4 separate regions of the Homo sapiens genome follow, and regions 1, 3 and 4 are each linked to region 2. A link is a contact called in ENCODE Hi-C data. All regions are on one chromosome and are shown on one strand. The core of a region is the stretch at or near the end of the contact, and the rest is flanking DNA. Distances in the headings are between cores, read along the strand shown. Region 1 holds the start of MFN1 (mitofusin 1). Region 2 overlaps PEX5L (peroxisomal biogenesis factor 5 like). Region 3 overlaps LOC124906307 (a long non-coding RNA gene). Region 4 holds the start of FXR1 (FMR1 autosomal homolog 1).

The links. Hi-C counts contacts between places; a loop is a spot of excess contacts on that map. Pooled maps may share reads with other maps.
Region 1: a map with no recorded cell type shows a loop between it and region 2 (12-fold over the local background). The contact joins the promoter of MFN1 here to the enhancer-like site in region 2. A Hi-C loop is called at or near these places in 5 of 37 single-sample maps with no recorded cell type and 5 of 50 pooled maps.
Region 3: a pooled map shows a loop between it and region 2 (7-fold over the local background). The contact joins two enhancer-like sites. A Hi-C loop is called at or near these places in 2 of 37 single-sample maps with no recorded cell type and 4 of 50 pooled maps.
Region 4: a map with no recorded cell type shows a loop between it and region 2 (8-fold over the local background). The contact joins the promoter of FXR1 here to the enhancer-like site in region 2. A Hi-C loop is called at or near these places in 12 of 37 single-sample maps with no recorded cell type and 11 of 50 pooled maps.

What each region holds. Positions count from the first base shown.
Region 1 is chr3:179,346,415-179,349,114 of GRCh38, reverse strand. MFN1 (mitofusin 1) reads right to left here and starts at 1,406. Exons shown (of 18, transcript NM_033540.3): 1 at 1,305-1,406; 2 at 152-270. The coding sequence starts at 263. RefSeq lists enhancers at 615-834, 1,168-1,697 and a silencer at 955-1,114.
Region 2 is chr3:179,960,327-179,963,026 of GRCh38, reverse strand. All of the region lies in intron 2 of PEX5L (peroxisomal biogenesis factor 5 like), which reads left to right. All of the region lies in intron 1 of LOC124909463 (a long non-coding RNA gene), which reads right to left. Among named protein-coding and RNA genes, the nearest start is that of PEX5L-AS2, 63 kb to the right of the region's middle. RefSeq lists a silencer at 1,064-1,113. Within about 2 kb of position 1,431, at least 2 of the 41 ENCODE cell types and tissues checked have a DNase peak (open chromatin) inside an H3K27ac peak, as active enhancers do.
Region 3 is chr3:178,967,857-178,970,556 of GRCh38, reverse strand. The region is part of intron 1 of LOC124906307 (a long non-coding RNA gene); the gene reads left to right. Among named protein-coding and RNA genes, the nearest start is that of ZMAT3, 100 kb to the left of the region's middle. Within about 2 kb of position 1,401, at least 3 of the 41 ENCODE cell types and tissues checked have a DNase peak (open chromatin) inside an H3K27ac peak, as active enhancers do.
Region 4 is chr3:180,911,418-180,914,117 of GRCh38, reverse strand. It overlaps FXR1 (FMR1 autosomal homolog 1), which reads right to left and starts at 1,448. Exons shown (of 17, transcript NM_005087.4): 1 at 1,382-1,448. The coding sequence starts at 1,432. RefSeq lists enhancers at 1,177-1,266, 1,837-1,986, 1,802-2,457 and silencers at 1,417-1,516, 1,523-1,817.

The DNA.
Region 1 (2,700 bases), core at 157-2,656, 610 kb after region 2:
TGGAGGTTAGAAAGGGGTTTTATTCATTATGGTACTTCTCATAGTATACAGTATAATGCCCTATACATGTGTTCAATAACTAACGTTGAAAGAATAAGCACTTTTATATATTTTCAACAGTAATTACTTTAAAAACTTAAGAAGAACTAACCTTCAACAAAATGTGATCCTTCAGTAACAAACTCCAGTAACTGGTCAAAGATTGCAGTAATCGCCTTCTTAGCCAGCACAAAGTGCTTCAGTGGAGAAACAGGTTCTGCCATTATGCTACTAGAGGGAGATAAAGTTAGAAAAGCACCAACTAAAGTGGATGATAGACATGCAAACTGATGACACACCAGTGACATTCATCAACTCCCCAATGAAATAAATTATGCTGGCAAAATGTTTTTAGGTAATTCTTTTTTGGGAGTGTTCTAGTCAGACAGTTAGAGACGACTTTTGAATGATATTTCACTAAAATAAGTGAAATCTATTAGCCAAAATCTTGGTTGCAATTTCTACTCAATTTCCCTTTGGTGAAGACGAAACTAATTGTGACTAAGTTTGTCACTGCATGTGACTCTAAAGTACATCAGGGAACAGGGTTAGTGAGGCGAAGCCAAATTCACACACAATAAGGAAGTTACTAAGTTTCTCAACCTGAAGCTCTAGGTGAGTAGGAGTGGATATGCAGAGTGAGGAAATAAAATTCTAAGATCACAATGTGAGGCTGACATTTAGAAAGGTAAGGCTTCAAGAGGGCATTAACGCTTCCAGCCAAAGTACCAGAAACTTCAAGGACTATAAGTTTAAGAAAGCATAGGTGGTTTCTCAAGAAAAAGACACCAAAGACAAACAATCACGGTCTAATCCTGGTGTGTACATGGAAAGGAACAGTGGCCATAAAGAAGGCGGATTCTTCCAGAGAGTCAAGAAATGACCGCGCGAAGGAGCTGCGTGGGAAAAGCCGGGTGGGGGTAACGCCCCGGTCCGGCCGGTGTGAACACCTGCCTTAGAAAAGGCCTCCCACCTTCCCACACCGGGCGCAGGAGTCAGGGCCAGAGCCCACCCCCGCCCCGCGCACGACCGTCTAGGTCCGGATCCCCCAATCCCACCCCCGAGCACGGCCTCGTGGGCTCCGTGGGCTCGACTCGGCCGCCAGCCCCGTTCGCCCGACAGCTGGCTCTCTCCTTTCCCACAGGACCGCGGCGGGCGGCGCCTCGTCACACAACGCTGCATGCACGACTCCCGCCCCCGGTCCCCAGTCGCTCGAAGGTCACTCCGAGCGTCGCAAACGTGCTGTCGAGGCAGCCGGCACTCACAGTCTCCGCTCCAACTATCACCCGGCAACAGCAACTCGGCCACAGATGCCAAACTGCCTCATCTTCCCGAGAAGTTAAAGGCGGAGAGGAGGCAGGGGGAGTGGCAAAGGGCGGTCACTTCCGGCCTCTTGCCTCCTCTGTTCTGTTTGGCTCCGTGGCCGGAAGCGCATCTATGCCAGGCGCCATTTTCCTTAAGGGCAGAAGGCAAGGTTTGTTGTGGGCAGAGACTGCTACCAGGAGAGTGGTTTTCCGTTCCCCCTTCCAACTTCTTCCCCTCCCTTCTCCCCTCAAAGTGTCCAAGTATCTGCCCAGCCTAGGCTTAGCTAGCTTCCAATGATGGTGGTGGCTGACGCCTATAATCCCAGCACTTTGGGAGACCGAAGGGGTGGGATATCTCTTAAGCCCAGGAGTTCGAGACTAGGCTGGGCAACATAGGGAGGCGCCCCCCCCCCCGCCCCCGACCCTCTTCCTCCTCCCCGTCTCTACAAAATTAAAAAATGAAAAATTAAAAAAATTTTAAAAACTTAGCGAGGCGTGGTGGCACACACCTGTGGTCCCAGCTACTTCGGAGACTGAGGCGGGGGGATTGTTTGGGCCCGGGGCTGCAGCGAACTGTGATTTATCGTGCCACTGCACTCCAGCCTGGGCAAGAGAGCGAGACATTTTTTCAAATAAATAAATAAATAAATAAAAGAAAAGAAATCCAGATCGTATTACTTTCCGAACTTAAAAAGCTTTCCAGGCCGGGCGGGGTGGCTCACGCCTGTAATCCCAGCACTTTGGGAGGCCGAGGCGGGCGGATCACAAGGTCAGGAGATCGGGAGCATCCTGGCTAACACGGTGAACGCCCGTCTCTACTAAAAATACAAGAAGTAGCCGGGCGTGGTGGTGGCGGGCGCCTGTAGTTCCAGCTACTCAGGAGCCTGAGGCAGAGAATTGCTTGAACCCGGGAGGCGGAGGTTACAGTGAGCCGAGATCGCGCCACTGCACTCCAGCCTGGGCGACAGAGCCAGACTCCATCTCAAAAAAAAAAAAAAAAAAAAAAAAAAAAAAAAAAAAGCTTTCCAACAGCTTGCCATTATACTTAAAATTAAAGCTTCGGATGGTAACCGCCCAAGGAAAGCCTTCACCTTGCCCGCTGACTAGCCAGAACTGATACAAGACAGGGGGATTGCAAATAAAGACTTAGTCACGCAAAGCCGGCTGTATGGGAGACTGGAGTTTTATTATTACTGAAATCAGTCTCCCCGAGCAGCACTGGGGAGCAGAATTTTTAAGGACAATTTGGTGGGTTGGGGGAGGCCACTGAGCCAGGAGTGCTGATTGGTCAGGGATGAAATCGCAGGGAGTGGAAGCTGTCTTTCTGCACGAGTCAGTTCCTGGGTTGGGGGACACT
Region 2 (2,700 bases), core at 182-2,681:
TCAGCCTATGTTCATTACATGCAGCATAAAAGAAAAATACTAGACTTTCAAGCTGGAAAAATGTATTGCTGTTAAGTCATTTTCAAATAGCCCATGTTTTCTTTCTTTTTAATCTAATAGGGAGAAGTGCTGGCACAATGTTTAGTCAGTGAGAAAACAAATGCATAATTGAAATGACATGAGCTGACAGGTTGAGTGTAAAAATGATGTTATATATGAAAGTAACAGTCAGAGACAGTAGTACTTAAAATTAGACTCAGCCATTTGGTAGAGAAATTGAAAAGAAACCTATTCAGCCTTTTATTGTGGAAGGAGTGTTGCCGTACTTATTTATTTTTGCTGTTGATTTTTAAGTAGGTTCATCTGATCAAAATAAGAACTGTAAATATTAGATCTGGAAGGAATTTCAGAAGATAATCTAATCCAGTGGATTAAAAAATTAAAAATTCCATCCCATGGAACCCATTTCTAGTCACCTTAATAGGGGAAGGAGTGTGTATGATTATGGTGATAGCACTTAAGGAACAACTTAGGTGTATAGATAAACTTTGATGAAAAGATATTGTTCTAAGAAGCTTAATCATATTACTTGTTATAATCAAAATAAGTTAAGCAAGTCTTGGAGTAAAAAGGTAACTTGACTGGGTTCACCAGGTTACTTCACATCACAGGCAATATTTGAACTTGGGATCTGCAGCCTCTAGTCTTGAGTTCATTCAGCCACTCCTGTAACTGCCTTTCTAAATTATGATACTTCCTCTCCTTTCTTCCAAATGTCCCATGTTGGTAAGATAAGCATAGTAATCAAACCAGAATAGTCATTTGAGAAAAGTGTGTATTTCAAGTGCACAGCTAAAAGTCTATTTGTCTGATAGATTTTTATAAAAAGATGTTTATATTAGATACCTCCTAACTCTTCATAAAATGGTTCTCACAAACTTTGTGACATCTTCCCAGTATCCATCAGGGTATAGATATTAAAGATTTTTAAAGTAAACTTTGAAATCTCCTAAACTACTCTGGGATTAACAAAGTGTTTCCTCCCTGTTGACACAGATGGTTTTTCTACAGCTCATCTCTCAGGGCCTCTCCACCTGGTTCAGTTTATCATCTCCCCCTCAACTGGCCATGGTGATTGTGAACCGTATCGACAGTTCAGCTTTCAGGCCCATCCGTTTTGAAGTCAGCTGCCAGTGCTTTTGTCTAATGAACCATGCAGGTGAACTCGGTGATTACTGATTGAATCAGCGTCTATTGTCAGAAGGGCTTTGAAAACCAGTTGTGAGTGGAAATATTTGTCCCTCAATGATTTATGTTATAAATTCAATTTTATCACTTATAATAAAAATGACAAAGGATCAGGAAGACCATACAAAATATTTTTCTTATTTTCATATTTAAACAACAGGGAGAGTTTACAGAGTAAAGTTCCCTTTTTCTCTTCGACTTTGGACTGAGATGCCCACGCTCTGCCATTGCCCCGACCTTGTCATTCTGTGGTTGCGCTTTTACTTCTCTCCATCCAGACTTTACAGTGCATGTCTTTTCTTCTCTGCTCAGCACCACTCTCTGATCCCTGCCTCTGGAACGTGTCTCTTATTCTGACACTGCATATATAAGGTTTGACAGAAATGCAGTTCTTGCAAACCTGTTTTTTTTTTTATGCTCCATTGCTTTCTTCCTTTTCTCCAAAACAACTCTAGAATTCTGTCATTTCCATTTTTGGTTTAATTTTTCACATGGTTTACCCCCAGTTGAAATGGGTACCACTTCCTTCCTGTCTTGTGATCTAGGAAACACACACACACACACACACACACACACATACACATACACAAGTGATCATTCAATACAATTGTTATTTATTCCTCATCGTATTTTTTGGCCAAATGATCTCATTCTTGAAATATATGAATAAGTAACTTATTAAAGAAATGGAAATGGTGAGAGAATGTACCATCCAGGCTTTGTGCTGGATGTTCTGAATAGAAAAAACATTCATTCATCACTTTGTTTTCTAACAAAATTATCTCATTTGTATAATTTGTGAATAATTAACTAATTTTGTTGTAGAAAAACACTAAGCATAGAAGTTGTTTTCTTCCAGTCAAGGGTTGTTCAGTTATCACTTCCCTGCATTCTCAGCTTCTCTCTTTAAACTTTAAATGTGTCCCCAAAATTGACACATGAAATTTTATGAACTATTGGAGTAGTCCCTGAAAAAAATGAGCTATGTTGCATAAGTTGATGGATTTCATTAATCAAATCATTTACTACAAGATAAAACATATTGAGCTCATAAACAGGTTAGATATTGTTAAATTTTTAAGCTAAAAATGTAAAACCTTGTAAACTTTGCATTTTTTAAAAAAGGAAGCAACTTGTTTTTGTCTAGATGAATGAGCCATTTTAATTTTGCATCCAGACTCCAAGGAACTTGAGTTAAAATCATACCCTTGGATCAGGACTTTTATGAACAACAGTAGCAATACCCCATGGACCCCAACACTGCTTAGCTTACTGGTGAGCACCCAATACATAGTGAGAACTAATGTTTCCCACTGTCTCCCAAATAAAATGCAAACTCCTCCACTGGGCTTGCAGGCTGTCCATTGTCATCCAGCCCCTAACTACCTCATTGTGCTTATCTAATGCCCCCTCAACTTCATGCCCCATTCATACTGAACACCTTGAAGCATC
Region 3 (2,700 bases), core at 152-2,651, 990 kb after region 2:
TGACCTCAGGTGATCTGCCTGCCTTGGCCTTCCAAAGTGTTGGGATTACAGGCGTGAGCTACTGTGCCCGGCCTGTCTAGATTCTTCTTGGCCTCTCTGTGCATGCATTCCTTCCTTCTGGGTGTGGGGCAAGACACTCTCTGGAATTGGGGGTGGGGTCTTATAACCTATGATTGAACAACTAGGCTAGATAGTTTCTTTATGGCAGATTTTTACATAGAAAGGTGGGAGGAAAGTTAGAGCAACATGTTCAGGTTTTATGGCTGGCTATGGGGAAAAAGGGTTCTGGTTTCTATAGCCCACTTTGGAGAAGAAGATTCCAGTTTCTATGACTAGCCTTAGGGGAGAATAAAAAGGCAAAGACAGGAGGGTAGGAAGTTAGAGGAAAAACTTTGGGTTCTGAGGCCTTTATTTTGGGATATCATTTTCTGAGCCCCAGCACTTAGTATTCAAAAAATGTAAGACTGCCTTGGTAGTGACCTTCTGGACACTGGGAACTTTCAATGAAAGATTATAGGGATTATTACTGGAATCCACCTGGAATAAGAATCTACATCCTTAAAATATTTTCTGGGAATCTGTGATCCTATGTCACTTAGTTCAGCCTTTGGAAGAATATGTCTCACGAATTTACAGAATTTACACCTTTCTCTTGTTAAGCCTTGGTAGCCAGACTTTCTGTTTGGAAGTGCCTTTTCAGATAAGACCTAAATCTCCCTTGATATATGGAGCCTCCTAGAGCCAATCTGTCTTTCCAAAGCTGAATATGAAAAGTTTCCAGGCACTGCCACGTTATTGATGACTTCCATTACCCTTTGACGACTTAAATGACAGCCCTGCTGGGGAGAAAAACAAACACAATGGAGCTTCTCTTTCTTCTCCATTTTGCAATCGTACACACTCTTCAGTCTTCTACTTTACTTTTGAAAAATGTCTGTAGTCACTTCTGTCTACTCTTTCACTTCTGAAATGATTTTGAAATTGTTTTTTTTGAGTAAACATCTGAACTCAGGGGCCCGGGACTACTGTTGGTTGGCCCAATTGACAGCCATTAATTTAGTGAACCTCTTATTCATTTCATCTATGTCCATGAAAATTACCAGCAAGTTCAGGGTCAGGAGGGTGTGTAAGCATTCATACACAGTGTGTATGTGTGTCTGTGTTGTGTTTGGTGTGTGATAGAGAACTGATTGATAACAATCGGCCCTATGATCCTCCCCTTTCTGGGTGTCCTAGAAGATGGGCTAAGGGTATGATGAGAGAGGGGTGTTGAGCTTTCCAAGTTAATGCTGTAAGTATTTATTAGAGGGGTAGATTATGGAAGAGGATAGAGTCCATATTTAGCTAGCGTCTTCAAAGAGGAACTGATACCTTCAAGTGAAAGAAAATGTGCATGTTGCCTTATAGAGGCGTTCTTCCTGGCAGGTGACATGCTGTGGCTTTTTATAGAAATGCCTAAATGTCTCAATTATTCTTGCTTTATTTAAATTTTTTCTTTCTTAAAAATAGGATAAATAATAACAGTGACTGCTTATTACAGAAGAAGGTGATTAACTAATGAATTTAAACTTACTTGAAGTTTCTGGAGAAGACTGCTTTGGAAGAAAAAGGCCTATTAGTGTTAAAACTATTAATTATCTTCTAAATAATAATTGTTTATAGATGATTATCAGTGAATTCTAGGACTTGAGCCTCTCTTCCCCCATTTAAAAAATTAAATACATATGTGCAGATTAAATATCTATGTCTTTCATACGCAGCTATCAATTTTGGAGTCCTTGTTGGGACTGGAGGTCAATAGGAGTCACCTTCTTATGGTTTTACATTACCTCTGACATTGCAGATAAATTCACAGTCAAGGAAGTGCTTTTGCAGAAGTTTTCTTAGGTCTTGCAGAAACCTAGTGAAGAACGGTGAGGATTAGCCATGGGGGTTTGGAGTTTGCCACTCCGTGACTCTGCCATTCAATGAGCTCAAGCCTCTGGTCCTGACTCATCTTGTCTGTGCTTCTCCCATCATCCCTCTGCCCCTGCCTGTGGAGAGGTTGGGGTCTGCTTTGCGCCATTGTCTCCTCACTCCCAAGTCTTATCCGTGGTGACTGGGTCTATGCCGGAGAGGAGGAGTCCTCTCATTTGAACTGTGGCATCTTAAGGCTCTATGTGACTATTTTGCAAATGTTCTTAATGATAGGTTTAGAGTTTTCTTTCTTTTCTCTTCCTATACCCTTTCCTCTTCATTTCCTATAGGGCAAAAAGAGTGAAGATAGTAAAGAGTGAATCCTATAGATTTGATTATTTTCCATTAATAATCCAACAGAGTGTGTGGCACATGGTAGATGTTCAATAGACAGCTGATAAATTAATGAATGAATAACCACACTCATATCCACACTGGAAGGTGGTGTATATGGTTGTAGAGTGTGAGCTCTGGAGTCAGACTACCTGGGTTTGAATTTCAGATTTAGTAGCTAGGAGACTTTAGGCAGGTTACTTAGTTTCTCTGCCTCAGTTTTCTTATCTGTAAAGTAGGGATAAAATTCTCTCTCTTGAATTTCTTGTGAAGAGTAAATGAGTTAGTAAGTAATAAGGGCTAAGAATAGTGCCTAATACATATTAAGTACTCAATAAATGCTATTAAAGTATATTTCCATATGTAATCTCATTTTATCCTAACAACTATTTGGTGACATAAATGAGACAG
Region 4 (2,700 bases), core at 199-2,698, 950 kb before region 2:
AGGCACTGTTCCTACTTTAAGTTTACCACCTAAGGAGATTTAAACTTGCAAAAAGCTTAGGGGGATCCTTTATACGCTGTGATTCCCCATTATGCTGGTACCACGTGACAGTTAAACCAAATCCACAGAGCTAATCAGTAAACTAAGAAAAGAAAATCAAAATGCTGAAAATAGAAAATCGTGGCCAAATAAAATAAAAACCCATAGGATAAAAGGTACGCTGAAATGAAAACCTGTGAGAATTCACTTTGCATACGCACAATACTCATGTATTAGAAGAAGGCCCTTCATAAAAATAGCCAAGACTCTCAAACATTTGAGATGCTGGCTTAGTGAGATTGACTGACAGACAACAGCTGGGGAGATTCTGTATTGATCTTCTAACAACCTGGCGTATTTCGGGAAAATAAGGAGAAAAGAACGCTATAGTGGCAAAAAATAAACTATTAGGATTTCATTTTCAGATATGTGAACGCTGAATGCCCCACCAAATTCCTCTACTCTATTCCTCTTACGTTTTTCAGCCCCGATTCCATAGTAATGGATGTCCTTCCTCCCAAGCAAACAAACAAAAAACCTCGTGGGAGAAAAAACAAAACAAAACAAAACCTCCCTCCAAAAACAGGGGCAGTGATATAAAGAAATTAGTCACCTCTCCACCTATCTCCCTGATCCATTTCGCATTTTAAATCTTACTTTAAAGCTCACAACTCTCCTTTTCTTCCGTAATAGAGGGGCTAAGGCGCCGCCCAATTTCCCAGGCCGCAAAAATATTCCAACCCGCCACAATTCAAGGTTTTCTGCTTTTCTGTATTTGATCCTAACCCTCAATCCGGTACCCCCATTCTCCTCAGACACTAAAGATTTGTTGGCCCAAAACTCAAATACAAGGGTGAATTCCAAAGATTCCGCGATACACCCGCCCCAAGGGGTGGGGAGGGGTCGGAGGAGCGGGCTGAGGAGCTCCCGCCCGGCCCAGTTCGAGGGGCGGGGGAGCGGGTGAGACCACACAATCCCACCGCCTCCTTTCACGACTCCCCCACCTCCCAGAGCTCGGGCCTGCTCCGAAGGAGCTCCCGCCGCCCAGCAGCCACTCAGTTGCTTCCCACCGGCCCGCCAAGAACCGCACTAGCAACCAAGAGGGTTCATAACTAGGAAAATGCAAGAGGTGTCCGACGTGTTGTTTCAAAACATAACGGAGCCCCGGCCCCCGAGACCGTTAAACCGCGGGTGGAGGGGGGAGAAGCAAGGAATCCAGCGGCCTCGAGCTTTGGCCTGGCTGCCTTTCCGACCCCAAACCTCACTCTCTGGGACCACCAACCCTCCCTCAAACGCGCTCCAGCACCCAGAACACTCGACAAAGTGGCAAAACGGTCAGTACCTTGTAGAAAGCCCCGTTAGAGCCGCGAACCTCCACCGTCAGCTCCGCCATGTTGGAACCGCAAAGGCCGCTGGGAAGAGATTCTAGAAACTTTCCAACCAGAGGGGAGGAGGGGGGAGGGGCGAGAAGGAGGCGGGGAAAGGGGAGGGGAAAACAGGGCTGGGATTGGGATCCCCCGCCCTTCACCCCTGGGGTCTCAACGTGCCGCCCCGACTCTCCAGGTGGGATCCCTGCGCACCCTGCATCACCGGCTTTGGGCTCCGCCTGCCGCCGTCTACGTCGGATTTGCCTCCAGACACAATCGCCCGACCTTTGTTGACCCGCCCCTAGGTCTCCGCCCCACAGTGCCCGCAGTTCGCACCGCGGCGGCCGAGTAGTGCCTCCAGCTGCCACAGAATGAACTGCCCAGGCACAGCCTGCCCGGCGCATCGGCATTCCCCTGAGCTCCGGCATCCTGACCTTAAACTTCTGGAAGTGCTGGCTGCCCTGGAATGGCTTTCTCACCCACTTTTTGGGCTCCAGTTGCCCTGGGGAAGAGGGATGCCTACAAAATAGACATACTGTTGTGCCCCAAGTTATTTCGCCCCGCTCTTTTTTTAAAAAAAGTTGGGCCTTCTCTTCACTCAAATTCCACAGTTCCACACCCCCTCAAACAATTTGGCCTAGCCCTCTCCCCACCTGTTACCACTTTAGCTCTTTAAAAGTCAAACTGAGTATTTTCAGGGCAAGTAATTGTGTTCACACCCTAGAACAGAGTTTAGGTGAATTCGCCTTATTAAAAGTAGTCAGACAAACTTAATAGAGCAGGAGACCACGTTTTCCTCTGTTAAATGCATGCAAATTTCCGCAAATAGGATCAAAGCAGAACCATCTCCAGTTTTGTAAGCATAACAAATACTTTGGGTATGGATTTTAACAACTTAATACTGAAGCTCCTTCCCTAAGCAAGGGCTTTGGAAAATAATACTATAAGTGCTCCTTGTTATACTTACATTATTACCGTTTTCGCAGAAAAACTTAAGAAAGGATACTTTGCTAACATTCTATACTTCCCATGAAACGCCCACTGACCCAGTTTTTCAGATTCTAAAAAAATAAAATGTACACAACATTTTATGAGCACGTCTGCATCTCTGAAGATTCTGGGAAAAAATGAGGGCTGTGAAAGTGCTCACTGTTGTTATGTACAGGATATTCTATTTATTTATTTATTTAGAGACAGGGTCTCACTCTGTTACCCAAGATGGAGTGCAGTGGCGTGATTACGTGGCAGCCTGGACTTCCCAGGCTCAGGTGATGCTGCCACCTCAGCCTCCCGA